Linked DNA regions of Mus musculus: regions 1, 3 and 4 are each linked to region 2. A link is a loop called in an ENCODE intact Hi-C map of the cell type or tissue named here. Cell type or tissue: left cerebral cortex. All regions are shown on one strand. Each heading gives the region's core, and the rest is flanking DNA. Links, peaks and the distances in the headings are about the cores only.

Evidence for each region. Peaks named below come from ENCODE experiments on the same cell type or tissue, not always from the same donor. Only the 100,000 strongest peaks of a DNase experiment are listed, where the experiment ranks them.
Region 1: it touches region 2 in a loop (9-fold over the local background); 14 of 42 quality-filtered maps call a loop at or near these places.
Region 3: a loop joins it to region 2, with 5 times the contacts of the local background. A loop is called at or near these places in 16 of 42 quality-filtered maps.
Region 4: a loop joins it to region 2, with 4 times the contacts of the local background. A loop is called at or near these places in 26 of 42 quality-filtered maps.

Annotation. Positions count from the first base shown.
Region 1 is chr11:69,931,407-69,938,993 of GRCm38, reverse strand. It overlaps Ybx2 (Y box protein 2), which reads right to left and starts at 3,095. Exons shown (of 9, transcript NM_016875.3): 1 at 2,746-3,095; 2 at 2,034-2,097; 3 at 619-652. The coding sequence starts at 3,019. In left cerebral cortex, for the core only: CTCF peaks have their summits at 4,672 (motif pointing left) and 6,541; DNase peaks (open chromatin) are centred at 3,313 and 4,655; H3K4me3 peaks cover 1,299 bases.
Region 2 is chr11:70,208,789-70,216,375 of GRCm38, reverse strand. It overlaps Slc16a11 (solute carrier family 16 (monocarboxylic acid transporters), member 11), which reads right to left and starts at 2,466. Exons shown (of 5, transcript NM_153081.3): 1 at 2,112-2,466; 2 at 1,664-1,874; 3 at 1,278-1,421; 4 at 325-1,092; 5 at 1-239. The coding sequence starts at 1,865. The coding sequence ends at 10. In left cerebral cortex, for the core only: a CTCF peak has its summit at 3,240 (motif pointing right); DNase peaks (open chromatin) are centred at 2,471, 3,261, 3,670, 5,544 and 2 more places; H3K4me3 peaks cover 1,654 bases; H3K27ac peaks cover 1,500 bases.
Region 3 is chr11:70,071,562-70,079,148 of GRCm38, reverse strand. Gm32946 (a long non-coding RNA gene) reads right to left here and starts at 1,478. Exons shown (of 4, transcript XR_879978.1): 1 at 1,413-1,478. In left cerebral cortex, for the core only: CTCF peaks have their summits at 1,978 (motif pointing right) and 4,299 (motif pointing left); a DNase peak (open chromatin) is centred at 4,284.
Region 4 is chr11:70,051,932-70,059,518 of GRCm38, reverse strand. It overlaps Asgr1 (asialoglycoprotein receptor 1), which reads right to left and starts at 5,164. Exons shown (of 9, transcript NM_009714.3): 1 at 5,031-5,164; 2 at 4,553-4,638; 3 at 3,406-3,522; 4 at 3,187-3,282; 5 at 3,034-3,105; 6 at 2,575-2,661; 7 at 2,336-2,487; 8 at 2,149-2,255; 9 at 1,624-2,032. The coding sequence starts at 4,619. The coding sequence ends at 1,876. In left cerebral cortex, for the core only: a CTCF peak has its summit at 3,765 (motif pointing left); DNase peaks (open chromatin) are centred at 3,456 and 3,749.

The sequences.
Region 1 (7,587 bases), core at 1,716-6,715, 280 kb after region 2:
GTCCTTCCTCCCCACTGTACCCCTCAAGGACTTCAAGACATGGAGGCAGTAGGAACTCAGGAGCAAAACAGGCTGAAGAACATCTCAAGTTGCAAAGTGGGTGAAACGTGCTGTGCTTCTTACCTCGATCCCACCGAGCACTTCCACCACAGCAGTGGTTCTCAAACTAGCATCAGAATCACCTGGGAGCGGGTCAAAACTGAGTGCCCAGGCCCCGCCCCGCCCCGAGGCGGATTAATTCAGTGGCTTGGGGCGGGGCCTGAGGATTCAGGTGATGCTGCTGCTGGCCCACAGAACACACTGAGACTCACTGCACCCAAGTGTCTCTGGCCTTTCCCTCAGAAAATTGCCTGATTCCTTCCTGTGGTGTTAACAGGTCCCAGGAGGTGGTGGGCATGCCATGCCCTGAGGGCAGCACACACACCTCTGACAGCTGTTTAGCAACTCAATGAAAGTTGGGTTAATGGTGGTTCATACAGGCACCTGAGGCAGCTGGGAAGCCAGCTATAGGCAGGCTACTGTGAGGAGCCAGAGAAATACATTGTGTGCAGCTAGGGTTATGGCAAAGGCTTCCAGAGAGGGAGAAGCCTCCCCTCAGAAAGGCAGCCTAGCTCTTACCTGGTGAACAAAGACATCCTCCTTGGTGTCATTCCTGCAGAACAGGATGGGTTGTTAAGGGGGTGATGGGCAAGGCACTCAGTTCCACCGAGGCCTCCCTAGCTGCCCATCCCCAAGATGGGCCCAGCCTCTCCACTACCCCAGTTCCTGGGGGCATGATGGGACCCTGGGAGCAAGAACAGCAAGCCACCAGGGCTCTAAAAGCTGGTACAAAGAGAGGCCCACTGTAAATCCACAGTGAGGGGCGTGGACTTCCTAAGAAAAGGTAGGAGGTGGTGGTAAAGGCACCTTGAAGGAGCCAGGACAGCGTCACCTTCTACCCCAGAGGCACCTCAGAACCTGCTGGTGCCAGGTCCAACCGTCCCTGGCCAATGTCCCCTTCTCCCTCCAACCCCTGTTGGGGTTGGAAAATTCCACAGGCTCCTTCCTTCTATGTTCAAGGAGGGAGAAAGCAGGGACAGGGACAGGGGTATACAACTGTGAGAAGAGAACACGACATTAGGAGCATTCTGCAACCAGACACAAAGCCTTAGCCGCCCTTAGCCTAGAGAACCACAAGCTCTCCACACAAGCTGAACAAGGGCGAAAGGACATACTCTCAGTCTCTGTCACCACCTTGCCTATGACTCTGGTTTAGTCCCAGGACAGGGGAGAGGAGGACTCCTTGCAGGAAGCTGCCATCCCTAGAACAAATGTTCTAGTTTTAAAGAACTTGGATCTGCACAAAGGTCAGCCTGTAAAGAGGGAACTGAGGCTCCCAGGAGGGCTTGGCTGGGCAGGGTGCCTGAGCAGGGGAAGGCCAGAGTAGGGGGCGGGGGGTGGGGTGTGTGGGGGGGGTGCTGGCTCTACTAGGTCAGAATCTGCTCCAGCCTTTCCCAGAGCTTGGAAGGGGTGGGGCTGCAGCTGAAGCAAAGCCTTCTCAGCCTGGGCAGGCGCTCTCTTGCTCCGCACACACCAGCTTCAGTTCTATCCTTTAGGGGTGGGTGGTGCGTGGTTCAAATGAGCCACAGCTCTTTAAGGGATAGAAGTTGTGAGGGTGCCAGTAGTGTTGCCCTAAACCAGGAAATCAGTGAGGACTCCAACCAGGAGCCCCAAACATTCTACCCCAAAGGCACACAGCATGCTAAAAATAATGCAGCAACTCCAGAAGGTGAGACAGAAGAGCTGGGAAGGTCAGGGGCAGGTTTGCCAAGTTCCTGGATCATTAAGCCTCTGCTGCCCTTGAAGATGTGGGTGCAGCCTCTCCTTGCCAGTAAGCATACATTTGTGTTGTGGTTAAAGACTTTCAACTAGCCTCAGCTGGACATCACAACCATGTGCCTTGGCAGGGGTAGAGATGAAATAAGGTGTCCAATCCCACAGGTCAGTTCGGAAAAAGACACCCGTTCCTCCCCCTCCCTGGGTTCCTCGGATACCTGTTGATGAATCCGTAACCATTCCGGACGTTGAACCATTTGACTGTGCCCAGGACTTGGATTGCTGCCAGGCAGAGATGCAGTGGGGATAGTAAGATGGGGGAAGAGACGGGAGTTGGGCTGAGTTTTGAGAGAAAACTAAGCTAAAACCTAACCTGCCTCCCTAATAAGCTGCGAGTCAACCAGACTTCGCTGGAAGTGTCAAAGTACTCTTAACCCTCTTTCTAAGTGGAAAAACACACAGGGGGGTTTCAGGCTCTCAAACCCACGTTCCTCACATCCTACGGAGTTCAGGTCTTTCACCTAGAACCGGGTACTCACCTGGTCCACCCTCAGGGTCAAAACTCAACAGCCGTTCTAGCCCTCCTAAATTTAAGAGACCCCATCCACCTGCCTCCCAAGCTCAGAGGTTTACCTAACAAGAACCGGAGTCAACTACACCAAGTATCCCGCAAACAGGGGTGTGGCCAGACCCGGAGGTTTTTATTTTCCTACCCAAAGCCTTAGCTGAACCTGCCTGCCCCGCCCTCCGGCTCATGAAGGTGCGGCAAGATTTCCCTCCAGCGGAATCCACTAATAGTTTATTCGGCAGCTCCGGGACTAGTTATGATTAGTCCTTCGGGCCAGGCCTACCTTCGGCTTTCCAGACCCCGCTGCCCCTCCCCCAGCCCGCCGACCCTGAGAGCCGCCCTAGCGCGTGCCCCCCCCTCACCCAGCACCGGCTTGTCCGCCTGACTCCGGGCCGGGGGCGCGGGAGTCCCCGAGGCCGCCGTCGCCTGGTTGCCAGGGGTGCGAGGGCCGGGCGCTGAGGGGGTCCCAGCAGCGGGGCCAGAGGCGGCTCCGCCCCCGCCGCCCGCCCCGCCGCCTGCTTTCTGCGGCTCTCCCGCGGGCACCGGTACCACCACCGCTACCACCCCCGCCGCCGTCGCGGGCACCGTCGCCGCGGGGGCCGCTGTCGCCACCACTGACGCCTCCGCCTCGCTCATCCCGCCGGGTCCAGTACCGGCCCCCGCCGCCACCGCCTCCTCCGCCGCTGCCACCACCACCACCCCGGCCCCTCCCCCCGGCTCGCGGACCGGCCACCCGGCTCGGTCCTCGCGCCCCGAGCCTCGCCCGCACGCCTGCCGCGGGCCCTGAGCCGAGGCCAATCGCAGTCGGCTGAAGCGGCGCGCTCAGGTCCCGCCTCCCGGCCGCCGGCCAATCGTAGCCGCGCAGCCCCCCAGGCCCGCACGCCAGCCCCGCCTCCCGGACTCCGCTCTAAAGCTGCGGCCCCCTCCCGCAACTCCGTAAGTACACCTGAGCCCCACCTCCCCGCCGCCACGTGATGCCCTCGGCCCAGCCCATTGGCTAATGGCTCATTTCCCCTCCCCCTCCGCCCCTTTCCACCGGCCGCGGGAAATCAAACCGGCTGGTGGCGCCTCAACGGCCACCTGGTTTCTGTGCGCAAGGCGGGGCCGGGGCGAGCCTCCAAGGTTGCCCCTGACGACCCGGGTGGGGGTAGCGGCCGGCAGCCGCGGTTCTGCAGTGAGGGGGGCCCGCTGACCTCCACTCTTCAGACGGTCGGTGCCCGAACTCTCCACCCACTACCGCCCTGGGTACCTTCCCACACAGAACGTCCACGCACACTCCAGGGCAGGCACAGTGGCTGTCACAAGCAGAAACCTCTCGTTTTTATGTTTTGAAACAAGGTCTGTGTAGCACAGCCTGGCCTTGAGCTCCTGATCCTCTTGCTTTCGCCTCCCCAGTGCAGCCTTACTGAGTTCGAAGTCAGCTTGGATCATATAGTGAGTTCCAGGACAGTTTGGGCTACACTGAGAGGCAATGTCTCAAGAAATGAGAAAAAAAGAAACAAAGCAACATTTACAGATTTAGAACAAAGCGCAGCTCTTTTCTTAGTTTTAATAAAATATCCATACATGTAGCCAACACCCTAAGATACCTTCTTTATAGGTTATGTATGGTAGATAGCACCTGTAATTCCAGCACTCTGAAAGCCAAGGAAGGAAGATTCACTAGTTGAGGCCAGGTAGAGCTCATGTGTTAAACAAACTAAAGTTCGTTATTTTTGCTCCAGGAAAGTCCTTTTAAGCCTTCTCTGGCCTCCTGACCCTCTTGCCGCAGTTCTGGTGTCTCCCATCAAGTACTTCAGATTTTCTTAGGTTCAGGATTGCAGGACCAGCTTTGTATAAGCTGTTTGCTTAAAACTTGCTATCTTTGCGTCTCGTGGCCGGGGGTGGGAGGAGTGTCTCTTCAAGTATCAACTAACCTATCTTATCGTGACTTTTTAAAAAATATGAAATGGTTTTGACCCTTTATTTCCTTTAATGTTCTGAACACACATTAGGCAGTAAACGCCACAGCAGTAACTCTTTTGTCTCAGCACCTGGAACAACGCATCACCGATCAGAATAAGTGTTGGTTCCCAATCTGCAGACGGCTCTAAGTCACTCTTTCCGAGGGCCGCCTCCTTCACATGAGAGGACATGGGCGACACTAAACAGAGATCATATTTATCCCACTGGGAGTAGCACGAGTGAGCCGCTGAGTTTGTCCGCGCTCCCCAAGTGAGCTCTGGCGGTGCCCGCTACGCGGATAGCCCCGTATGATCTCTCTCCCTGTCCCAGCGCGCCCTCTGCTGGCCTCTCCTGGGGTCCACCTAGTCATAATTTCAACAGCAAACTTGCCCACCGCACCCCTCTGGTCCTTTAAGAGCTGAGGATTGGAATTTTTAGGGCATCAGGCAGAGTGAATACAAAAAGAGAAGAGACAAGAAAAGAACCAAGTCTCCAGGGAGGCAGTAGGTGCGCAGAAATGACCGCTTCCTTATACTGTTAAAGCTTCTAACTCTAACCCTGACCCCGAAAAGAGAGAGATCCTAGTTGAGGAAAGCAATCTCACTGCTGTAACAGAAGACTCAGAAAGGTGTCAAAGGTACGGAGGAGTTCAGATGTGGGCTGAATAATGAGTGGGAGAACGAGAGGAAGCCCACAAGCGGAGGTGAGCCCTTTTTGTATTAAGATTAAGAAACTGGGGGCTGGTGAGATGGCTCAGTGGGTAGGAGCACTGACTGCTCTTCCAAAGGTCCTGAGTTCATATCCCAGCAACCACATGGTGGCTCACAACCACCCATAAAACCACCCATAATGAGATCTGACGCCCTCTTCTGGTGTGTCTGAAGACAGCTACAGTGTACTTATGTATAATAATAAATAAGTCTGCCGGGCAGTGGTGCGCGCGCCTTTAATTCCAGCCCTTGGGAAGCAGAGGCAGGCGGATTTCTGAGTTCGAGGCCAGAACTCAGAAATCCGCCTGCCTTTGCCTACCAAGTGCTGGGATTAAAGGCATGCGCCACCATGCCCGGCAACTATTTTTAATAAAATAAAAATGAGTTGTGGTGGGCTGAAGAGATAGCTTAGTGGTTAAGAGAACTGACTGCTCTTTCAAAGGCCCTGAGTTTAATTCCCAGCAACCACATGTGATGGCTCACAACCATCTGTAATGGGAGCCGATGCCCTCTTCTGGTGTGTCTGAACACAGTGATTCCTCACATATATTAAATAAATAAATAAATCTTTTTAAAAAATGGGTTGTGGCGCTGGGCTTTGCACATGTTAGACAAACACTCTACCGTTGAGCTATAACCCAGCCTCTCAAACTGTTTAACTGGTTTTTCAGTTTGGTTGTTTTGAGATAAGATCTCTCTCTGGAGACCAGGCTGGCCTTGAACCACCTGCTTCTGTTTCTTGAGTGCCTAGATTAAAGATATGTGCTACTATGAAGCAGAGGCTCTTTTTTTTTTCCACCTAAGATATTTGTGGATGACTTTTTTTCTTCCTGGCTAACTGTCCCACTGAGCTATATACCCGAACTTTCCTGCCCATTTTTTATATTTTTTTTTTCTTCTGAAGACTGAGTCTCATTAAGCTGCTCAAGTTGGCCTTTAACTCTTTCTGAAATCTAGGTAGAACTTGACCTCTTGACCTTCCTGCCTCAGGTACTGAGTGAGTTCCTAGACTTTCCCAACACTTACCCCTTCCACAACCCAAGCTCCCTGCCCATTCAGCTTGTTCTCCCCCAGTCTCACATCTCTAGTGTCGTCAGGCCTAGCTGTGCTCTCCCATCTCTTGTTTGTCGTCGTATTTAGTCTCTGGCTCTGCTGATGACTTTCTTCATATTTATTGGCTAGGCTTAGTGGCACACACCTTCAAGCCCAGCATTCAAAAGGCACAAGCAAATGGATTTCTGGGAGTTTGAGGCCAGGCTGGTATACATAGTGAGTTCTAGGAAAACCAGGGTTATACGGAAAGACCCTGCCCACCCCCCCACCCCCCCCAAAATCACATTTATTAGAGACTGAAGAGATGGCTCAGTGTTTAAGAGTGCTTGCTGCTCTTGTTAAAACAAAACGACAACAACAACAACAACAAAATCCCATGGATTTGGTTTGCAGCATCCACATGGTAGCCCATAAGCATCTAACTCAGGTCCCAGGGGATCTGTCGCCCTCTATTGATGTCCTCAGGCCCTGCAAGCAGGTAATGCACTTGCATACTTGGCAGGCAAAATGCAATTTTATTTTATTTTATTTTATTTTATTTTATTCTTGGTCTTTTGAGGCAGGCTGTCTCTGTGTAACAGAGCCCTGGCTACCCTGGACTAAGACCTTGCCGGCTTTGAACTCACAGAGATCTACCTGCCTCAGCCTCCCATGCTCCACCATGCCCTTGCTGCAGTTCTTTTTCTAAATTACACTCGCTTCCTGGAGGAACACATGCCAGAGTACATGCAGAGATCAGATGGTGACTTTCAGGAATCAGCTCGTTCCTTCCACCTCGTGGGTCCTGTGGGAAAGACTCAGGTGGTCAGCTTTGCAGTAAATGCCCTGACCTGACAAGCCAGCTTACTGGCTCCAAGCACCCACTTTCTGATGGCTCTCAAACCTGTGTCTTTCATCCCGAGTCCTCCCCATCTCCAAAAGACGCCGAGACAAGCTAAAGTCCCCCTCTCTCCCCCTCTCACTGAATTAGGTTCCCAGCACCTGACCACAAACACCCACTCCTGGTCGTTCCTCAGAGCCTCACGTTTAGAACACTCTCCTCTGGATGCCAAGGCTTAGCAAAGCACAGGGGAAGCTTGGTGGCATTTATTTAAAATATTTCAGTGATTAAGAAGTTGGGCCGGGCATTGGTTGAGCACACCTTTAATCCCAGCACTCGGGAGGCAGAGGCAGGCGGATTTCTGAGTTCCAGGCCAGCCTGGTCTACAGAGTGAGTTCCAGGACAGCCAGGGCTACACAGAGAAACCCTGTCTCAAAAAACCAAAAAAGAAAAAAAAAAAGAAGAAGAAGAAGAAGCTGGCGTCACTTCCGTGCCCTCATAGCACAAACTTCCAGCGACCTTCCTTTCCAACCTGCCTTTTGTTGCCTAAATGGTTTTCCCTCTCATCCTTCTCCCCTGGTGGGAGAAGAACAGCTAAGATGGCATCTTGCTATGTAGCTCTTCTTCTTGGCCTGGGACTCAGTATCCAGGACTCACGCTAGTCTTCATCTGGTGGA
Region 2 (7,587 bases), core at 963-5,962:
AGAAAATGATCAACAAGTGGTATCCCGGATGGAGCCAGTACCCCCTGCGGAAAGCAGGGAGACTTGTGGAACTGGGAGCAGCTCCCCTCTCTCTGGTGGAGGGGTTGCTGGAGGTGAGGCTGGACGGCAGGAGGGGAGGGCTCTGGGCAGCCCCATGTAGATGAAACTGCCAGAGAGGATGAAAGAGCTGCACACCAGGAAAGAGGCACTGAAGTCTCCTGTCTTATCCCTTAGGAAGCCTGAGAAGAGGGGAAAGGAATTTAGAAGCTTGGCATCTCAGGGGCAGAAGAGAGTCGTGAGCGAATCCGCGAGCTCAGCCCTTACCTGACAGAGGAGGGCCCAGGAGTCCCCCGAGGCTCATCAGCATCATCACCAGCCCTGTGGCCTGCACCACACCTCCAATGCCCACCAGCCCCGGGAGCACACCGAAAACCAGTGGGGCATAACTCCCAGCGCTCAGCCCATAGGCCCCAGCAGCGGCCAGCAGAGGAGCCCCCCAACCCTCCTCTGTCCCCACAGTGGGCACTAGTCCCATTGCTAGTACCCCTAACCCAGTCAGAGACCCAAACACCACCAGAAGCCTCGGAAGGGGCACCCAGCCCTGGTCTGCCAGCCATCCGCTGGCCAATCGGGCACAGGCATCTCCCACTGCAGCGACAGCCACCACTAACGCTGCCCCATAACCACCCATGCCTTGATCTAAAGCATGCGGACCCAAATGAACGTAGGGGACGAAGTATCCGCCCCCGATCAAGGCGGTGCCCAAAGCAAAGACTGAAAAGGCCCGGCGCTTGAACAGACCTAGGCCAAGGGCAGCTAGGGGGGTGCGAGGTGGGGCCAGCGGGTCACCAGAGAGAGCTAAAGGTCTTAGCAAGGCGCCACAGGGTGTGAGGTGAAGGGTGACAGCGCCAAGGAGGAGCAAGGCACCCCGCCAGCCGAAAGTATCAAGGAGGAACTGCAAGGCAGGTGCCAGGAGCAGCGAGGATGCCCCATTACCGGTGAGCGCCAACCCTACCGCCAAGACCCGACGGCGGGAGAAGTACCGAGAGAGGGTACCCAGGGCTGGGGCAAACACCAGGGCCCAGCCAGAGCCTGCAAATGGATAGGACAGGATGAGGGTACAGGCATGGCTTTGCAAACATTCTTTAGCCCCTCTTCTCCTCTGCACGCTCACGCGGACACACACACACACACCGCCTTGTACAGTCCCCTATCCTATAAGAAGTTCCTGTCCCCATTATCACCCCTTAAACATACAGCCACCCCACTCTTCTTACCAGCGAGGAGGCCCAGGCCGAGGTAGAGGTGCAGGAGGCTTCGGGCGAAAGCCGAGAAGACCAAGCCAAGCGAGGTTAGGACTCCCCCAACCATCACCACGGGGCGTGCCCCCCAGCGAGTGCTCAGGGCGCTGCCCACTGGGCCTAGAAGGGGGCGGAGTCAACGAAGACATGCCCCGGGACCCCCAAACTATCCGAAACATTTCTCATTGGCTGTTTTGCCTGGCCTGGTAACTCCTCCCATTGACCTCAAGACCCACTCTTCTAGAATTTGGTTCCACCAGTAACTCTCAGGTTGTCTGGTAATCAAGTCTGCTGTCTCCCATCACTACATCCACGGCCTCTCCACCCGGTGCCCGCCTCCCACCTCGGGGGGCCCCCCTCACTGGCTGCCTGCTGCACGGCCAAGGCCAGGGCGCTGACCCACGCAGTGTCCTGGGCGCTTCGTTCAAAGTGCTCCGCGAGGTCGGGGAGGGCAAGGCCCAGGGAGCGTAAGAGCCCGTAGGAGAGCCCGTTCACGGCGAATGCTGCGGCCGCCACCACCCAGCCCCAGCCCCCGTCCGGGGGTCCGGCCGGCTTGGGGGTCATCGCCGTCTGCTGGGGTGGGGAAACACCTGTGAATGAAGTCTCCACGCCTGGGCCTCCGCTAGGGAGCTGACGTCCCTGAGATCCAGCCTCGGGCTGCTCGCCCAGGGAGGGCACGTCGCCCGGAGCATGGGCGCGGGAACCAGGCCTAGGGATAGAAGTCCTAGGTGCGCGTGAGGTCCTGGGATGGAGGGGCAGCAGGATCCCCCAGGCCAGGGGCTCATCCTTCCCAAACCCTCTTTCTCTTACCCGACCTCTCCCGGCGTTGGGGGTAGGGAAAGGGCGAAGGTGGGTTCGGCCGGATTTTCTCCGCGCTTTCCGCAGAAAGGGTTCTGCGGAGCAGCTAGCCAGCACAGAGATGGAGCCCAACTTGGACCGCTCTCTCCAGTAAACAGAGATCACCACAGGGGCCCAAGCCACCTGGGACACGGGGTGGGGGTGGGGGTGAATACCGAGGGCGGGGGAAAGAGAGACAGCCAATCCACCCAGGCCTGGCTAAGGCCTGACGCCGAGTCCCACGAGGATTGAATTATCCACACACGAGCCCCAGCCCTGGTTGGGGAACCGCGAGGAGTGAGCGTACCTGGTGGCCGCGCCCCGCCTCTCCCCGCGCCTCTCACGCCGCGGGGCTCACACCCACGCACCTGCTGCGCACGCAAGAAGAGCCCGGTTGCACTCTTCGCCCGGCCAACTGCCCACGCATGAAAATAGCAGTGGTCTCCAAAACCTAAATGAGTTCTTGGATTCTCGGATTTGTTGTTGAGGATCCTGTAAAGCTCCAACATCAAATCACTCAAATCACTGGCCTCCAATGGACAACACCAGCATGCCCTCACTAGAAAGGAAGGCGAGTTCTCGGTACCAAGACCTGTGATGTTCCAGGCAGTCTTTACATACTTGGCCATTTCATCCTTACAATATCCCTATGAAGATGGCACTATCCCCATTTTACAAATGTAATAGCTGACCCCTAACCCACCCCAAAGCGTTCAGCTAAAAAAAAAAAAAAAATTGAACTTAGGTTTATACTATCGTGGGAGGATACAGGGAGAACAGACCTAGGAGTGACACAGAGATTGGGGACAGTTGAGGGAAAGAGCTTGGAGAGACAGATTGATGTGAACTGTAGTGGAAAGGACAGAATTCATGCAGAGCCACAGTGTGAGGGTGGCTGGGAATAGCTGAAAGGCTTGGGCAAGATTTTTTTTTTTTTAAGGAAGAATTCAGAGAAATAAACCCAGGTGTTTTTCTTGAAGATTTTAACGAGCAACCTTCTTTAGCAGTCACTATTGCTTTACTTCCGCCATTTGATTCATTTGGTTTAATCATTAAACAATGCCATTGAAATTTCAGCGATTTGCAGGTTGGAGCTTATATCAACCCGTAGCCACGGGATGGCGGTGTTTCCTAATTGATGAGAAAGTATCAGCCTAGAAAGGGAAGAAACGTAGCTGAGAAGTCGTGAAACTGGAAGACTAAAGAGAGTAGACAGACTTTCAGAAGCACATCACTGTGTTTGGGGAAGGCCTCACAACCATTAAAGGAGAGCCAGGCTACCTTCCCATCCCACACTCCCACCCCAGGGAATCAGCGTCCTCCCTCCTCAGTAAGTCTACCCTTTTCTCAGTTCTGGGTTTTCACATAAATGGTTTTTCTGCTGAAATGTCCTAGAACAGAAGACCATGAAGGTGTGAGGCCCTGCCACAGACACCTTAGGAAAGTGGCCTCACTGCATTCACCAGCCAGGAGCTGTCTGTGAAAGCCACCGGAGTGGTGGCGCCTGCAGGTACTCAGCCACCAAGGAGGCAGGGAACAGCTGGCTGGTTTCTTGAGAAGGCCAGTAAGAAGTCTGCTCTCTGTAAGTGGAACCCGGCCAGCCCAAAGGAATGGCTCTCTCCGTGATGAAATAGAAATACAGCCAGAGAGGAGACTATTTCTGGGTTGTACCAAATAATGCTGTGTACTTTGGCAGAATGCAAAATCCGGAGCCTAGGGTGATTGGTTGTGAAAGGGCATGTTCCTCGTCTTCCTCATGCTCATAGCCAGAGCCAATGTGTGTTGTCCATGGAGTTAATGAACATTGGAAAAGTGGACCCCCTACCTAGAACCCCAAGAAGACTTACTAAGCTTGACTCTCGCTTCGCTATCTGAGTGCAAACGAGGATCTGCTTCCTTGTTTTTCAAATGGTTATAATAACAGTTACCTGATAGGGTTGTTGTAAGGATTAAATTCGTCATGGCGTATGCATGTGAAAGTAAGAGACTTAGAGCAGTGTCTGAATAGGATCCGTAACAGCCCTCACGGGCACCACCGTAGCCCAGGGCAACTGGACAAGGCTCTATCTACAGCACTGCCTCCCTTTGCCAAGTGGCCACTTCAGACTCAAAACCAAGTTAGTAAACTCAAGGTCAAGGAACCACACCAATCCTGTGAGTTTTTTTTTAGAATCACATGGGTTATAAAGTATGAATGCTTTTTGAAACATTAAATGGAGTTTTCTTTTTTGGGGGGTGGGGGTGGGAAGGATGAGGCTCCTGAAGCCCAGGCTGACCCAAGTTCACTGTGTAGCTCCTGAAGCCCAGGCTGACCCAAGTTCACTGTGTAGCTCCTGAAGCCCAGGCTGACCCAAGTTCACTGTGTAGCTAAGGATGACTTTGAACTTATGCTGCCTCCCAGGTGCTGGGGTTAAAGGTAATCAATCGCCTTGCATCAGCATGTAATCCCACCTCTGGCCTTTTCTCCTTCCAAGCTAAATGTACAACCATGTGAGCTGTCAGAAGTTCTTTCTGTCTTCTTTTTTTTTTTTTTTTTTTTTTTGTTTTGTTTTGTTTTGTTTTTCCGAGACAGGGTTTTTCTGTAGCCCTGGCTGTCCTGGAACTCACTCTGTAGACCAGGCTGGCCTCGAACTCAGAAATCCGCCTGCCTCTGCCTCCCAAGTGCTGGGATTAAAGGCGTGCGCCACCACGCCCGGCTCTCTTTCTGTCTTCTAAGAAGGTGTCCCTTTACCTATGCCCTTTAAGGCTCCGAGTCCCAGACAGAGACTGGACTGCGGCCGCTGTCCACTTTCAGGTGGTGTTCAGCCTGCAGAGCATCTGTAAACAAGGGTCTAGTCTTGTCTTCCTCAGTCAGCAAACCGTAAGGCACACCCCATGAAGCTGTAGGTGTGTATGTGCTCGGGGACAGAAAGCATTGTGAAAGGAGTAGGATCGAGGGGCATTTGAGCAACTTCATGTCACTTGGTTGTGCCTCAGGACCTGCTCCAGCCCAAACACATCCATACCATTTCCATTCCATAATGGATTGCAGCTGCGCATGTCCAGCTTTATGGCTTGGTGGGTCAGACGACACCCAGCTCATGATGGACAGCTCACGTCGCATGGTAATCTGGTTAATCCGTCATCAAGTGCCAAATGTTTAGTTTCCACTAAGGCCCAGTAGCAGGCCAATGGCTGTCTGCAGATGATGGAGAGCCATGCCTTCACTGTGATTCACCCCCAGGAGTCTGACAGAGACTCCGAACAGCATCTCTATCTGCCACCAATACCTCAAGTACCATCAAGTCTACTGCATTTCATGGTTCAAGTGGTAGAGCAGCCTGGACCTGCTGAAGAGACTTCTCCTGTTCCAGATTCCACACAAAACTAGCAGCTTTCTGAGTCACTCAGTATGGGCTGGTGTAACACACCCAAGTGAGGAATGTGCTGTCTCCAGGAACCAAATAGATCCACTAAACATTATACTTCTTACTTGGTAGTAGGAGGGGCCAAATACAAAAATTTATCCTTCGCCTTAGAAGGAATATCTCTGCATGCCTCACACCACTGAACTACTGAAAATTTCACTAAGGTAGAAGACCCTTGAATTTTGGTTGGGTTTATTTCCTGTCCTCTGATTGGTGTATGTGTTGTTACCAATGAGCTCAAGTGATGCTACTTCCTGCTAACTTTGTTCAATCAGCATAATGTCGTTCATGGAGTAGACTGATGTGATATTTTATGGAAGGAAAAAAATGTGATCAAGCTCACTTCAAATTAAATTATGATACAAGGCTGGAGAATCAATTTGCCTTTGAGGTATAATGATAAAGGTGTATTACTGGGCTTGTTAGGTAAAAGCAGCAGTTTCTGGTGGTCCTTGTGTTCCTGTGCTAAGAAGAAAGCATCTCCTAGGCCAATGGCTGCATATCAGGTACCAGGAGATGTGTTAATGTGCTTAAATAAGGACAGCATACCTAACAGCTATTATAATTGAAATCACTGTTAGATTAGGTTTGTGACATTCAACTGCCATTCTCCTTGACCCATCTGTTTTCTGCACAAAATAGAAGGGTTGAATGGAGTCACCACCTCTGCATCTTTCAAGTCTTTGATGGTGGCACCAGTTTCTGCCATGCCCTCAGGGGTGTGCAACCAATTTTAGCTTGTTTTTGCCATGCTGGGGATGAGGCCTGTGACCCATGCATACAAAGCAAGCACTTTACCAACCGATCTTCGTCTCCAACCTACAGAATTTTTGTTACATGTACATGTGTATAAATACATACATTTATTCTGTTCCTCCAGAGCCCCACTATTTGATACAGAGACTTTTGTCTTTACCACTTTTCTGGTTTTGTTTTTCTTGTGTTTTCCAAGCTTGTGAGAATGCTGACTTCCTTATCCTGACCAAAACTAAAACCAAGAGAGGGCTCAGAATAAGTTTTATTCATTTTTATACAAGATGTTAATAGAGTGGTAATATACATCTATAATCCTAACACTCCGGTGGCGGGACAGAGGGATCACAGGTTCAAGGCCAGCCTGAGCTATATAATAAATAGCTCCAGGTCAGCTGTACTGTTGTGGAACTATGTCCTTCAGGGATGGCATGGCCATGGCCATCTTGACACCCGAGCAGCTGTGGCTACCTGGGTGAGATATACACTCTCATTTCCTATTGGAAAGGGGAGGGGCTCGTGAAGTTCCTGTGAAGTCATAGGGGGAAGTCACCTGGAGGCACACAGGTGATCTCTGTGGTGCTCAAATGTCACGTCCCACTTGGCCAGCAAGAAAGACGCAACCACCAGTTCTTCTTTAAGCAGTTTACTCAGGCAGCTACTTTCTTAAAATCCCCCAGCATCTCTAGTTACAAGTGTTTTTCTCCACTCCAGCCACAACCACACCCCCACCAATCACCACAGGTCACATCACCTCAATCACCACAGGTCACATCACCTCACCAGGCAGGTTTGCTCAGCCAATCAGGGATTAAGGGCGGGCCATCCACCAAACATGGGCTTGTTTACTACCTGGAGCAGACTTCTGTCCGGCTGGCCAGGAAGTCTGGAATGGCTCTCTACACTCAAAGGCTTCATCACTTCCTGAGAATATGTGAGCACTGAGTAATTGCTGTAGAGAGAATTCTTTACTGGGCTAGATGTCAGTATGTCACCCTGTCACCCCTTCAGGATTTAGTTTCGTTTCACAGGGCTGAGGACAGAGCCCAAGCTTTCTTGAATTCTTCCTCAGCCACACTTCTGTAGGTAATCACAATTAAACTCACCAAGCTAGACTTCAGTGGCACTTTTTTTTTTTTTTTTTTTTTTTGGAGGAGGGAAGTTGACAACAGGGTCTTACCATGTAACTCTGGCTAGCCTGAAACTTGCTACATGGTAGACCAAGCTGGCCCTAAACTCTCAGAGCTCTACCTGAGGACGATACTGTGGATGGGGTCTGAGCTAGAGGT
Region 3 (7,587 bases), core at 1,507-6,506, 140 kb after region 2:
TAGGACTAAGGCTGTCTGCAAAACAGTGTTTGGATTGTCTAGAAAAAAAAATGGCCTGTTATTTATCCATTAGTCCCACCATCATCCAACGAACATCAGAAGAAACTGTTCAAAAGAAAAGTCCTATGGCTCTCATAAAATAGCACGAGTGGCTGCAACTGCTCAGAGACAGGGTAGCCCTTCTGTCTGTATGTTTGTCTGTATGTTTGTTTGTTTGTTTGTTTGTTTGTTTGTTTGTTTCAAGACAGGGTTTCTCTGTATAGCCCTGGCTATCCTGGAACTCACTTTGTAGACCAGGCTGGCCTCGAACTCAGAAATCCGCCTGCCTCTGTCTCCTGAGTGCTGGGATTAAAGGTGTGGGCAGAGTAGCCCTTCTTTAGACGCATGTCGGTGGTGTTAAGAAATAAGCACTCGATGGCTATGGCATGAGGACCTGTAGACCCATTCCTCGCTCTTCAAGGACAGTTGGAAGGGCTTTCAAAGGCAACTTAATCCCAAGGCTGGTGCCATTCACAATGTCACTTGTTTATTGGTCCTCTGCTGCCCAAAATAAGGACTCAATAGACTTAGACATGTTATTTTCATACACAGACCTCTGTGTGTGTGTGTGTGTGTATTTATAGTTGTATTCATGCGTGTCACTAGTTCGGGGACAGAGGGGTCAGAGGAGATTTGCTCTCCCCACATCTAGTCTACGACAAGGAAGAAGGAGCTAGACTTGTTCTTTGACTCGTGGCAGCTGCTTTATTCCGAAATATTTCCAATTGGTAATAGTGGCGCTTGCCTATGATCCTAGCAATTGTGGGCCTGAGACAGGAAAAATTGTTCCAAGTTCAAGGTCAGCCTGATTTTCAAACCAGCTTAAGTTACAGAGTAAGATTATATCTAAAAAACCAAAATGCCAGGCTGTGGTGGTGCACACCTTTAATCTCAGAAGAATGAGGGAAATCTCTAAGTTCAAGGCCAGCTTGGTCTACAGAGCAAGTTCAGGACAGCCAGGACTACACAGAGAAACCCTGTCTCAAAGGAAAAAAAAATTGACAGAAGAACTTAAGGAGGGAAGGGGTTATTCAGGCTCCTAGTTTAAAGGCAGAGTCTACTGTGGCAGGGGGTTGTTATGAATAAAATGCCATCAGAAGGGAGGGTTCAGTAGAGAAGTCACACAGAATTACCCCTCAGAGGGCACTGTAGTAAGAGAGTGCTCCCTGGTCACTGAAGGTGGGACATGACCAGGCCTACAGAGAGAGAGAGAGACAGACAGACAGAGACAGACAGAGACAGAGACAGAGCGACAGAGAGCCTTCCCTTCAAATCCTGAGAGCTGGATTAGGGAGAGCTGCCAAGTGTAGCATGAGGAAAGTCTCAGGAGAAGAGATGGGCCTTCAGCTCCCAAGAAACAGGAACTTTCCTACCTTTATAGGTTTGCAGGGGCTGCTGAGAATTTCCACTCCCTGTCATTCAGTCTGGCCTAGTCTATGTGGGACAGGGCATGGAACCGGCAAACTGTGCTGCTGTTGGAATGAGGCCAACAGGCTCACAAGGCCACAGTAGAGAGTGCTTTCCTACCAACTCTGTCCCAAAGAGAGCTGCAAGCTTGGCGGGGGGGGGGGGGGGGGGGGTGCTGGTTTCTGAGCGGGGATCAGTGGAAGGGAACTGGTGGCAGGAGTCTAAAGCAGCTGGCTGCATCCAGTCAGGAAGCAAAGAGACAAAATTGAACCTGAGTCCTCTAGAAGAGCAACCAGTGCACCTAACCACTAAGCCATCTCTCCAGCCATGGTTCATAATCAGGTTTTAAAAATATTTTTTTTCTAAGACAAGGATTCTGTGTGAAGCCTTAGATGTCCTGGAACTTGCTCTGTAGATCAGGTTGGCCTGAAACTTAAAGATCCAATTGCCTCTGCCTCCTGAATGCTGGGATTAAAGGTATACGCCACCAAGCCGGGCTAAATGTATTTTTTTTAAGATTTATTTATTTATTTATTATATGTAAGTACACTGTAGCTATCTTCAGACACACCAGAAGAGGGCATCAGATCTTATTATAGATGGTTGTGAGCCACCATGTGGTTGCTGGGATTTGAACTCAGAACTGTTGGCAGAGCAGTCAGTGCTCTTAACCAGTGAGCCATCTCTCCAGCCCCAGCTAAATGTATTTTTTAAACTGAAATAGAATCGTATCACTTTCTTTCCTGCCTCCAGCACCTTCCTCTAGCCCTTCCATGCACCTCCCCCCCTCTGAAGTTGATAATGTATAACCTGTTTTCCTTTATTATTGCCATATATGTATATGTGTATGCACAAATGTATTTTAATACAACCTGCTGAGTCCATTTGTTTTGGTGGTGTATATATGGCTCAAGGTTGATCACTCTGAACTAGACAAACAATAAAAGGCTCATCCCTAAGAGAAGCCAATTGTCTCTCTCCCAGCAGTCATTAGTTTCCTGTAGGTCGTCTAGGGGTGGGCCTCCATGAAAACTTCCCCCTTCCATGTTAACCTATCCATCAATATCATCATTGCTCTGGCCTTGTTTACACAGCCATGCCTACAAAAGACTGTTTCACTTTCTGTATCCTGCATCTTACAACCCTTTGCCCCCTTTTCCACAATGTTCCCTAAGCCATAGATAGGTGCAGGAGCTGTGATGTAGATATATTCCATCATGGCTGGGCCTCCTACAATCTATTGGTCTCTGCATTGTGTCCAGTTGTGGTCTTCTGTGGTGGTCTCCATTCGCTGCCAGGAGAGGCTCCTTTGACAGGTGTGATACCTACAGGATAAGATTTAGAATGATGGAAGAAGTTATGCTTGTCTAGCAAAGTGGTATGAAGTGGAAACTTACAGTTTCTTTGGAAAGTCAGTTGTGTTGGTTGTTGTTTTGCTGAGGCAAACACATGAAGGACTGTTTTTCTGAAGCAGACACAGGGGAAAGGATGTTTTTCATCCTTTGCACATGAAAGGATGCGTGATGAAGGATGCTTCACTAATGACAGGCATGTATTGGTTCACCTTACATGGCAATGATGAGCTCTGCTTGCCATGAATCCATAGAGAGAAACACACCAAAAACCTCTGGTGGTGTGCTGGCGGCTTCTTGCCACTTCCCCGGACTCGGGTCGATTGGCAGAGTGATGTCAGCCGGTCCAGACTCACGTGGAGTTTTGTTAAGACAGACTCACATGCTGAGGCAAGACATGTGATGAGGCAAGATCCATGGAGGACACATGATGTTTGGAGAGAGTATAAATAGGACTCGACGGAGAGTGATGGGGGCTTGCACAGCTAGCTTTGCAATGCTTGTAGTATCTTCACAGATCTTCACTTTGTTGAGAGAGACACAGCAAAGAACTCCTGGTGTCCCTGCTGACTCATGCTGAGTCAGCGGAGGCCTGGCTATATCTGCTAGGTCATGCCACAGCTGCTGATTTGTGTTTGCTATTCCAACACTCCTGAACTGACTGACTGTATATCTGTGAAGTGTTTTCGAGTGTATCTAGCTGCCGATGTTGACCTGTGAACTGGACTGTTGATTTTCTAAACAGGTTGACTTCCCCGTATCCTAATAACCTCTCTTTCCCACTGCCTCTGCTGGGCGGTAGCCTAGAAGGGAGGATAAAGTGTTTAAGAACCCATATTAAAAGTAGTCTCTGAAAAATAAAAACAATGGTGGTAGTAATACGTTCTCTTCTCAGCTCTATGACCTTGCTAGTTCCGGGAAGCTAGTTCCAGTACGAGGCATGGTTGCCCTCTGTCGAGTGAATGTCAACTCCACCAACATGCAAATGCCACTTATTGCATTTTTATATATATCTCACCCATGTGCCAACTGTTGTGGGTCACAGGTTTGCAGCTGGGTAGTGTTGTGGATTTGGTCTAACTCTTGTATTGTGTTTATTGGGTGCCCAAAATTACATGGGAATCTGCACATAAGATAGTGAGGGACCCTGCCCCCAATTGGTTTTGATTGGTAAATAAAGTTGCCGGTGGCCACTGGCTGGGCAGGGAGACAGAAGGAGGACTTTAGAATTCCCAGGCAAGGGACCGAGGGAGGAGGGAGAGAGCCATCACTCTGGGAAAGGAGCAAAGACAAGGCCTAAGAGGTGCAGAAGAAAGAGCATAACCATCACGTAAGAGTTGGGGATCGTGGCCCAGGAGCACGGCAGGTCTGGGTCCGGGACAGCCAAGATGGAAAATAGGTCTTAGTAAGTAATAAGTCAGGAATACCAGCGGCGGGGAGACTGTTAGCCACATGGAGATTAGGAAGTGGCCCAGCCTACACTCAGGATAGCAGCGCCACCGTGTGGTACAGCTCCAGTTTCAGGTGCCCTTAAGCAACATTTCGCAATACTATTTATGCCTCTTTCCTAAATACTAAAGTGAAATGTTAGACCGTTAGTTCTTACAGCTTCTTTTTAAAAATCCATAATTAAACTCCTAAGACTAAGTTGACCACTTACACACACACACACACACCCCACCCCCAGCTCCTTTCAATAGTGGTCACTCTTAGAGTGACCAGGGAAAACTGCTTGCGGTGAGGTCAAGGAGGCGTGGCCTCAGAAGATACCAGTTTTCTGGTTCCAATCCAGATATGCTGAACCAGATCCAGAGCCAGGACGACTGTGTTCTAAGTTCACTGGCCAAAGGCCGGCCGTCTTGGGTCTTACCTATCTCTAACAGTTCACATCCTTTCTTGCCGTTGAGTGAGAACTGCAGGGTTGGAGGTAAACAAGAGCACCTACCCAGAGCTCTGCTCCGGGGTGGGGTCTTCCCACGCAGAACAAAATCCCACTCCCCGGGCATCACTGCCACGCACTGAGTGGGTAGTAGAATCTCCTGCAGTAGTTTCTCTCAGCGTCTCACCCCAGGTGTATCTTCTCAGCCAGCTCCTTTAACCAACTGCCTCTGTGGATCCTCAACACTCAAGTCTGCTACAAGCATCTCTTCAACCTAGTAGAAGATGAAGCTTCTGGCATGCATGTTTTTGACGCAGCCTGCAACAGACTTTGCGGTGCTCTGATTGGCCAAAGAGCATATTTGAGAACCACCAGCTGAGACTGCGCTCCTGTCCTTTGTGGGGAGATGGGGTCCATTGCTGCGGATGGAGAGGAAGGATCCCAGCACCAAAATCATTCAGTCTTTTCATCCTGCTCCTTGCCTGCCTGCAAAGCCCAGTAAAGTGTAGTGAAAGTTCGTCTGCAGCCGCAGCCTGGCAGGCACGAAGGGGATTGGGAGTGGGAGTGAGGTGTCTGGGAGGCTACAGGAGCCTGCTGTAAACCCAGTGGTCCCTGGACTGGGAGTCTGGCTAAATGTGATCCATGCTTCCACCGGATTCCAGCATCCCATCCGCCCTAGAGGGTGGAGGTGGGGGTCTATCTCACCCACCAAGCCTGCCTGTAACTCCTGCTAGCAATAGCTTTTGTTCTTAGCTTTTAAAGATAAAACGCGGTGCTGGGTTTCAGGAAATTAAGCTTGTGTGTGTGTGTGTGTGTGTGTGTGTGTGTGTGTGTGTGTGTGTGTGTAGCCAAACTGACATTTAATATCCTCCCTAGATGAAGTCAGCAGGTAACCTGGCAAAAGGTCCTTATTCTGACAAAAGCTGGTCTGAGGCTGTCCTGCCTCATAGGCCCGTGTACAGAGCTGATGACTAAACACACTTCTCTAGACAAGCAACAACTTCAACAAAGAAATCAAAATCCCAGCCAGGTTTTGTAATGCATGCCTTTAATCCCAGCACTAGTGAGCCAGAGGCAGGTAGATGTTGTGAGTTTGAAGCCAGTCAGGACAGAGAAACCCTGTGGGGTTTATTTTGTTTTGCTTTTGTTCATTTGTTTCTTTGTTTGGGCAAGGTATCCCTGTATGGCCCAGGTTGTCTAGAACTCCTCAGTCCTACCTCAGCCACAGCCTCAGCCTCAGCCTCAGCCTCAGCCTCAGCCTCAGCCTCAGCCTCAGCCTCCAGGGCTAGAATGATAGGCATGTGCCATCATGACCAGCCCCATCTTTTGGAGATGTGTTGTCATTAGGACATGTCCAGGACTGGAGAGAAGGCTCAGCAGGTAGGACAGGTAGGAGTGCTTGCTGCTCTTGGAGAGGACCAGGCTCCCAGTAGCCAGGTGGGAGTTCGGGGTAAGAACTTACAACCGCTGTGAGTCCAGTCCTATCGAATCCTCTTCTGGCTTGGGGAAATCTACACTAACTGCGCACATCCACACAGAGACACACATGTATTCACATAAGTTTAAAAAATATTTTTTAAAAAAAAGAGAATTCCTCAAAATTAAGTGGTTCAAGGGAAATACATCATGACTGAAATAGTAACACTAATCTCAGTTCTAAGATGAATGCTTTCAATGACAAACGTTCCTTTCTTATAATTCCAAAATATGGGAAGGTCAGCTGTCAAAATAAGAAGTTCAGCAGGAGGTCCGGCATCTGGTGAGGGTGCTCTTTCTAGTTTGCAAACAGCAACCCTCTTGCAGGTGGCCACATCACATCCAACGGTGGTCAGAAAGAGTGGATGTATGTGTTCTTACAGTTTCTCATAGGCCCCAATCCCATCATGGGGACCAGTCGCTCATGACTTCATCTAAATCTAATCAAAGACACCAACATTGAATCCCACCATTCCATCATAGTGAAGGGAGAGCATCAGCCGGGCAGTGGTGGCACACGCCTTTAATCCCAGTACTTCAGAGGCAGAGAGAGGTGGATTTCTGAGTTTGAGGCCATCCTGCTCTACAGAGTGAGTTCCAGAACAGCCCGGGTTATACGAGAAACCCTGTCTCAAAAAACAAATAAACAACAACAAAAAAAAAAAATAGAAGAAGGGAGAGAGAGCATCAGTGTAGGATTTTCAGGAGCACATTCAGCCTATAGGCTCCTGGGCCTTGCTAAAATCTGGACTGGCTCATGAACAGGCCAGGCAGGATGTGCCTGTTGCCCAAGTAGATACTTAGAAAATGGACTGGAGAACCATAGATGATCAGGGACATGAATTCTACCTCAGGAGCCCAAGGGTAGGTATGGCAGGACACGACTGGCCGAGGGTATTTACGAGGACTATAAGACACTCTAAGCAATCCACATTGATCAAAACACCTAAAAGTCACAATGTATACGTGTATCTTGATTTACATAGCACCCCACAAACCTGCACAACTTTTATGTCAATTTAAAAGATAGAGAAAAAGAAAGAAAGAAAGAAAGAAAGAAAGAAAGAAAGAAAGAAAGAAAGAAAGAAAGAGGGAGAAAGAAAGAGAGAGAAAGAGAGAGAGAAAGAAAGAAAAAAGGGAGGGAGGGAGGGAGGGAGGAAGGAAGGAAGGGAGAGAGAGAGAGAGAAAGGAAGGAAGGAAGGAAGGAAGGAAGGAAGGAAGGAAGGAAGGAAGGGAAAGGAAGAAAGAAAGAAAGAAAGAAAGAAAGAAAGAAAGAAAGAGAGAGAGAGAGAGAGAAAGAACACACCCTGTGCTATTACCTTTGTTGGGCCTTACCGAAGCTCTGAAGGACCAAATGATGACATCCATTTTAAAGAAAAGAGGAAATTCACTTACTGAAGGTCTGTTGCCTATGGTTGTACACAAGCTGTTCCC
Region 4 (7,587 bases), core at 1,082-6,081, 160 kb after region 2:
ATCTGACAATAATCCCAGCAAAGGGAGGCAGAGACTGGGGGATCCCTGGGACTTGCCGGCCAGCCAGTCTAGCCAGATTCAGTGAGGGGCCCTGCCTCAAAAGATATAAGGTAGAGAGTAATGGAGAAAGACACTCAATATCAACCTATGGTCTCCACACATGACAACATGCAAGCACACACATACAACATGCATTTACAGCTTGCAATGAATTTATCAGACAAGATCATCCCGTGATAAATGATGAAGCATCCGCACGCTGCCGCCATGGAATTTTCCATTAGTTACTATTTAAGGGTTTTCTTTTTTCTTTTCTTTCTCTTCTGTGGTTATGTAGATGGGCTCAGACTGTATGGTTATCTTTCAGTTTGCATCTTTCACATAAGTTCTTTAAATTGTTTTTTTTTTTTTTAGAAAAAAAAAAGATTTTCTTCTTTTTGGTCTGTGAGCATGGATATGTCTGCACGAGTGTAGGTCATGCATTCAGGGGTGCCTTCAGGGGTGTCAGACCCCCCCCCATCTGGAGCTACAAGCTATTGAGGGCTGCCTGTTGTAGGTGCCAGGAACCCAACTTGGGACCTCTGGAAGAGCAATACACTTTCTTAACTGATTAGCTGTTTCTCTAGCCCATTTAAATATCATCAAAATGATCCACATACAGCAACTATTACTTCAAAGTAAGTGATTTGTATCATATACTGAAGACAATCTCCTTGTCAAGAGGCCCCAATGGGCAGCGTCACCAGCACAAGCCCACGGCAGCCCCATCAGGCAGGCAAGAGGAAGGGAGACCGCTGGAGACCGCTGGCTGCCTGTGGACAGGGGGAATAGTTCCCTCAACCTGAAGTGACAAATGTTTTTGACCGTGTCTTTTCACATTTCCATGTTGAGTTTTCCTCTTGAGACTTCATAGTTTTTCATAGTCCTGATATTAATTACTTGTTATAAATGCTTCAACTATTTCATCCAAGTCTGGCCTAGTGCTTGTTTCTAATTTTAGATGTCAGATTTGCCAATCTCTTCTGTAGAGGAAAAATATTATTTTCCTGCAGTGTATTTGTAAAAATATATACATATTATGTCATTTATATATATACATGTATATATACATATGACTATATATTGTATTTTCATGTTATTTATGAGCAAACATTTTGCCCTGTTTTGTTAGTAATTCATGTCTATAAGTTATCTGTAATTGCCCTCATTCCCACCCTTGGTTATACTAATATAACTTTGCATTCATGTGTCTGTGATCCTGAGCTGGGTATTCACTGCGTTTATTCAGTGTACAAAGCAGTTTCTGTTCGTTGTGATGAGTGTCGCAGGCCAGTGTGTTCCATTCCAAGTCTCTGATGCACTCAGCACAGGGGGGCTGCAGTTCCCTGGTGGTTGGTCCTGCCCCCAGCAGACAGAGGTCAAAAATCCTCCCATCTTCCAACTGAGACTTTAGGACAGAATAACTAGCTCACGTTGCTGTATCTGTCCACGGCGAAGCCAGGCTGCCAGCAGGCTGTGCTACCCAAAGTTCATTCTGTTTTCACAGCTCGGCTGCTGACCCGAAGCCTTCCTAACATGAGCCAACCCACACCTGCTTCCTAATCCCAATGACCAGACAGCTCATGAACTTTTATTTCTCTTCCTTTTACTCTAAAAAAAACAAGCTGACAGAAGAGAACTGCGCGCTGGGTTTCAATACGCACCCCTACCACCACCAGGCATCATACACCATTTCTCAAACACCATTCTTTACCGGTCCTTTAAAAATCCTACATGAGAGTTCCTGGAGATGGGGAGACCCTTAGGTAGGCTCTACCAGTTCTAAACCTCAGCAGCTCAAGGAATTAAGGATATAAATGAGGGGAAGGAAGGTTCCTAATTAGCCTTATCCAACTTTGTCTCACAGACCCAGCGGTAGGGCCTCCTGCAGACGTCGTCATTCCAGCGGCCATCCGTCGTGAAGTGGGCACAGTCCTCGCCTCCTCCAAGCCCATGTCCGTACCAGTTATCTGGCTGCTCTGGTCTCCAATTCCTAGAGACAGAAGATGGCTGTGAGCCCCGGGAGATCAGACTCTCAGTCATGTCGCCAGCCTTGAGACCCCCGGCCCAGGATGACACCAGCTACCCTGCCCGCAGACCCACACTCACTGGAAGCCTGTCTCGTAGTCTGTTCCATCCACCCATTTCCAGGGCCCGTTCTGGTCAGTTAGGCCAATCCAAGTGTTTAAGGGGCCCATGTGGCGCTGGAGGAAGTTCTGAGGAAAGAAGCAGACTTAGTGACCTCTCCTTTCCACCATCTAGCATCCCAGAAGAACCCAGCTCAGCGTGGCCTCACCTGCTCATCCCTGGAGGTCACCACCACCAGATGGGCATTTTCCAGCTGGCAGTACTTGTCAGCTTCAGTCCAAGGCCTCACAGAGCTGGAGAACCAGTAGCAGCTGCCTTCATACTCCACCCAGTTGATGGGGCAGCAGGTCCTTTCAGAGCCTGAGGTGAGGGAATGCAGGGTGAAGGGCTGAGCTGCTGCCAGGGTGGGGTGCTCAAGAAAGTGGGACTAGTACCCCCATCCCTCACCATTGCCCCGAAATGCAGCCATCTGGCAGCTCAAGCTTCGCACGTCAGACACTAACTGCTTCACGTGCAGTAGCAAACTGGAGTGATCTGGGGGCCGGGGGGATGGGGATGGGGGGGAGTGGCAGAGGACAGGAGGAGGCAGAGAGAAGAGGGGAGGAAGAAGGAAGAAATGAGGTGAGTGTGAACACTGGAGAACAACCAATCATCACAGGCTCCCTAGCCAAAACTTTGATCTAGGCTGCGAGATTTGGCCCCATGTCAGACCCCTCCCCCCACCTGACCTCCCCCTCCTCTCTCTCTCTCACCCTCACCCTCTCCCTTCCCTCTTTCTCCCCCTAACCTCTTACCCTTTGCCCCTCATTCCCTCTTCCTCCCCCCTCTCCCCTCCTTCCCTTCCCCCCTCACCCTCCCCTTCCCCTCCCCTCCCCCTTCCCTCCCCCCCCCCCGCCCCATCCTCACCTTCAGTCAGATCCTTCTGCTGTTTTTCCAGCTTCGACTCCACTAACTTCATCTTTCTTCCCACACTACTTCCTAGAGGATAAACTTGTTCAAAGTCCTGACAACCCCACCACCCCTCACCCAGACCCAGGCCCCAGACCCAGTCCCCCTCACCCTGGGTGCTCAGGGCCTTGACCTGGTCCTCAGTGCTCACAGTGAGGTTGCTGAAATTCTGCCTTAGAGCCAGCAGATCTTCCCGGAGTTGGGAATCTAAGCAAGAGAGGATGTGGGTAGAGAAAAATAAGTTGTCTGTGTCCACCAACCACCGCACCCACCGCTTGCTCACACACACCCGAAGTTGCCCCCTTTCTCTGCCCAGCCCTGGCCACCCACTTTGGGATGTGATCACACAGACAACCACCAGCAACAGAATGCTGAGGCTCGAGGAGAGCAGGAGGAGGCGGGATCCAGAGCAGAGTCGCTGCAAGAGCCGTGGAGTGGGAGGCGGCCCTGCAAGAGAGCGTATCAAGAGTTCACTACCTGGGCCAACCTAAATCCCGAGGTATTAGGAAGAGCGCAAACTAAGCTCTCCAGTAGACTAAGAGGGGCCGTATAGATTAAGAAATGTGGGCCGTGGACAACCCTGCAGGACCTAAAGATAGGGAAGAAAGGGGGTTATCAGAAGTGCAAAGCTTTGACCTGCCCTAGCATTCCCGAAGCCCTGGACCTCTGCTGCCACCCTGTGGCATAATATTGTCATTACAGACGATGAACCACGCCTGGGGAGTCATTGCTCCACCAAAGTGTGGGAAGGGTGGGTTTCCTCCTCTTTCCGTGAATCCTGTGCGTCTTTGGTTGCATGCAAGGAGAAAAGGTGAGCCTCTCCCACCAAGGGAGAAAATGACACTCAGTCCTGTCGGTTGGCCTGCGGGCTTTCCCTCCTGCCCCCCCCCCCCCGCCCCGTTTCCCCTCCTGTGCTCCTTCCTGCATAAAAGCACACTGCCCACCTGGGATACCTCAAGAGCTCTGTATTTGTTTGTACAGGCACACGACAGTCCCTGCTCAGAGGACAAAGTAGGGAGAGCAGATGCTTCATCTTTCATCCGTGCTGAGACCCTCAGCCCCCTCTCCAAGGGTCCCTTAAGTCAAACTGATCCTGATCACCTCCCATCCCCACCTCCACCTCCACATACACACTGTTGAAACTGAAGAAGAAAGGGACCTAACTTCAGACGGGGCTGACAATAAGCTCATGCCCCCGACCTTCAGTAGGCCCCACACCTTGGAGCCACCCTCTGCCTGGGGTCTTGAGAAATGGGTAACATTGGGAGGAAGCTTGGACATCTGTCACTGAGGATGCCAACACTATGCCCTGTACCCTATGTCCCAGCAAGAGTGATGCAGCCACTGTTTTCTGAGTGTATGGAACAGAGCTAGGGATCTCCACAGGACACAGGAGCTGAGTCGGAGGGACAGAGCCACTGATGTTCTCCTCCAGAGGGGAGAACCCCTCGCCTCTCTGAAAGGGAGCACCTCTCACCTCTCCGGAGTTGATGATGGTCATTATCATTGTCCAGGTGCTGGAAATCTTGATAATCCTTTGTCATGATGGCACTGGATCCGGACCTAGGACAGCCAAATTTAGAGCCTTTAGAGCTGAGGCCGAGGCTAACAGACTCAGAGCTGGATGAAGTCCAGTTCCCTTTTACATCTGACTAGGTGGACATACTTTCTGTCTCCCCTAACCCTATCTGCTCCCAAGCCTGACATCCAAAAATCTATCCTCTAGCTGGACATGATGACACATGCTTTTAATCCCAGTATTCAGGAAGCAGAGTCTGGTGGATCTCTGTAGGTTCGAGGCCAGCCTGGTCTACAGAGTGCATTCCAGACTAACCAAGGCTACATTCTGTCTAAGAAAAATCTCTCCTCTCCCATTCACACACACTGCGCATGTGAACCCATACAGCCACTCTCTCTTGGCTGTCACCCATCCCTTCTCCTCCTGCTGTACTTACTGAAGGTCCCTCAGCACCACGAAGAGCCCAGGCTAAGGAGGGGGCTGAAGCCTGAAGAACCAGGTGAAGAGCCCTGGGCAATGGGAGGGGAGGGGACAGGGTCCATCCAGGGCCCATGTGTGTCCGAGCACGCTGAACCTGGCATCACCAACACCGGGACTTTGAACCATAAACAGAGGTAGGAGTAGACTTGGAACTGGGGAGGTATAGGGGAGGAAAGAAGGCATGGGTGACCTCTATTCTATTTCTCAGAAAAGGGGAGTCTACACACACACACACACACACACACACAGAGGCACACACATCTACGCATGCACTTCCGCATGTTCAATACTTGTTACCTTTTTGTGGGTGAGACAGGCCTTAAAAGGCTAGGGAACAGTTTGCTGCTTGCCCTCAGAGCCCTCCCCCTTTCGGTCCTGAATTTCCCAGAATTGTCCGTATCTCCAAATATCCCTGACCAGGATCAGAGGCACCAACTGATTCCCCGCTCTTGCCCAATCCTGCCCTGTGACCTCAGTGTTATAATTGCAAGCTGTAGATTCCTGGGGTCTCAGCTCCAGGCTCCTCAGCCCTAACCTGACTGACTCACTCTATGGTAGTCCTCCAAGCAGCGCAGTGGTAACAGGAGGAGCAGCTCCCCTCTAGGATCAGGGCCAAGAAATCACTGATTCTACCATATGCCCCAGGACTTCAACCTTTCTCATCCCCAGAGAACAACCCATTCTGCAGGCAAGAAAGCTGAGGCTCTGGAAGACAAGGGCTTCTCAAAGCCATACTACACAGAAGAGCACAGACTAACACCCGGGCAGCCCAACTCAGTGACCTGTGTGCTGCCTCCAGCACCTCACTCAGAATGGGATCCTTAGCTGTCCCACGCACCAGGTCCCCAAATCCCCAGAGAGGCTTAAACATGGCCCCTCATGGTCCTGAGAGCTTCAGAGAGGCCTGTCAGAACTCAGGCTTGGGACAAGAGCAATATTCAACATATAATCCTCCTCCTGTTAGGCTCCACAGTGAGGAGTGGCCTCTGTGGCCGTCTAGAGCCTGTGAGCTATTCAGGAAGGTGCCGCTTACATAAATCCAACTACTCTGTGCGTCCTTGCTTGTCTGTGTCCTAAAAATCCGCATGTTTACATGAACCGGGCTTGCTGCCAGCGATTTTGGTGAAAATTGGGCCATTAATTTAACACTCTCTGATTTTGCCACTTACAATCTAGTTTATTCTGGCAAGCAAACAGATACAGATCCAGTCTGAATAGTAGCTCTACTCATAGAGGTAGGGACTAGCAGGGGGCACCGAGCCTCTTGCTCTCTCAGTGCTAGAGAGACCTCAGCCCTAGCTTGTAAAACTGGAAAATGCTGTAAACTCAGGATTTTTGCATCTTTCTATTTGCATATTGTCCTGGAAGAAGGCATTTTGAAATACAGTTCATACCTGAGAGCCATGCCCTAAGCTCATGGATCAGAGAGCAGTACTGGACTAATGTTAACACACATGCTTGAATAAATGTTAAGTGTGGATTGTGGATGTATGAATGAGTGTGTGTGTAGTTTTTCATCCCTTTTCAATAGATTTCTATTTAGAGAGATACATTTTATAATATATATTATACATATACTATGTATAAGTATAATATATAACATATAACATAGTATATATACATATGTATATATATATCCCATTGGATATGTGTACCAGTCATTTACCACAAAGTAAGTACCCCACAACTTAGCAACTTAAACAATAAACACAGACCATCTCCACTGTAAAGGTTAAAGTGCGGCTTCGACCATTGGTTCTGACTCAGAATAATCTCTCCTGAGGACACAACCATGATCTCAGTCAGTGCTGTGTTTGTTGAAAGACTGGACTAAGGCTGGAAAATCAACTGCCAAAGTGACTCACTCATAGGACAGGCAAGTTACTGTGGGTTGCTGCTTAGACTCCTCTGTTCCTCACCACACAGGCCTGTCCACGAGGCTGCTTGAATGTCCTCCTGACATGACGGCAGTGGGCTTAGCACCACACAGCCCATCATTTCCATGCCGTCCTCTGGTCTCCCAGGTCAGCCCTCCTTATCATGGAAAAGAACCACACACAATGTAAGTCCCAGGAGGCGAGAAGCCCTGGGACCTTCGAGGGGCAAGTAATCCCATATCACGGGCTCAGAGATCTCTTACGGATAGAACTACATAATCAACATATTTAGAGACTGTGTGGCTATATTCCAGGGCCATGAAGAGTTGCAAGTTGGGCTGGAGGTGCCATGACTTGGCGGTAGAGAGTTTCCCTGGCATGCCCAAAACCTTGGGCCCAATCCCCAGGATTTCAACAAAGGGAAGGGGAAGGTGCAGGCCAGACAGTGATGAGGCCAGATATCTAAGGGACATAGTGGCCTGGCCTTGGTGTGGAAATTGGGTTGGTCGGAGGGGCTAAGTGGCCCAGAGGCAATGAGATTGGTCAGGAGTATGCCTTGGAAGGGTATATCTCATCCTGGGACTGTCTGTCTGTCTCAATCTCTGTCAATCTCAAAATCTCTCTCTCTCTCTCTCT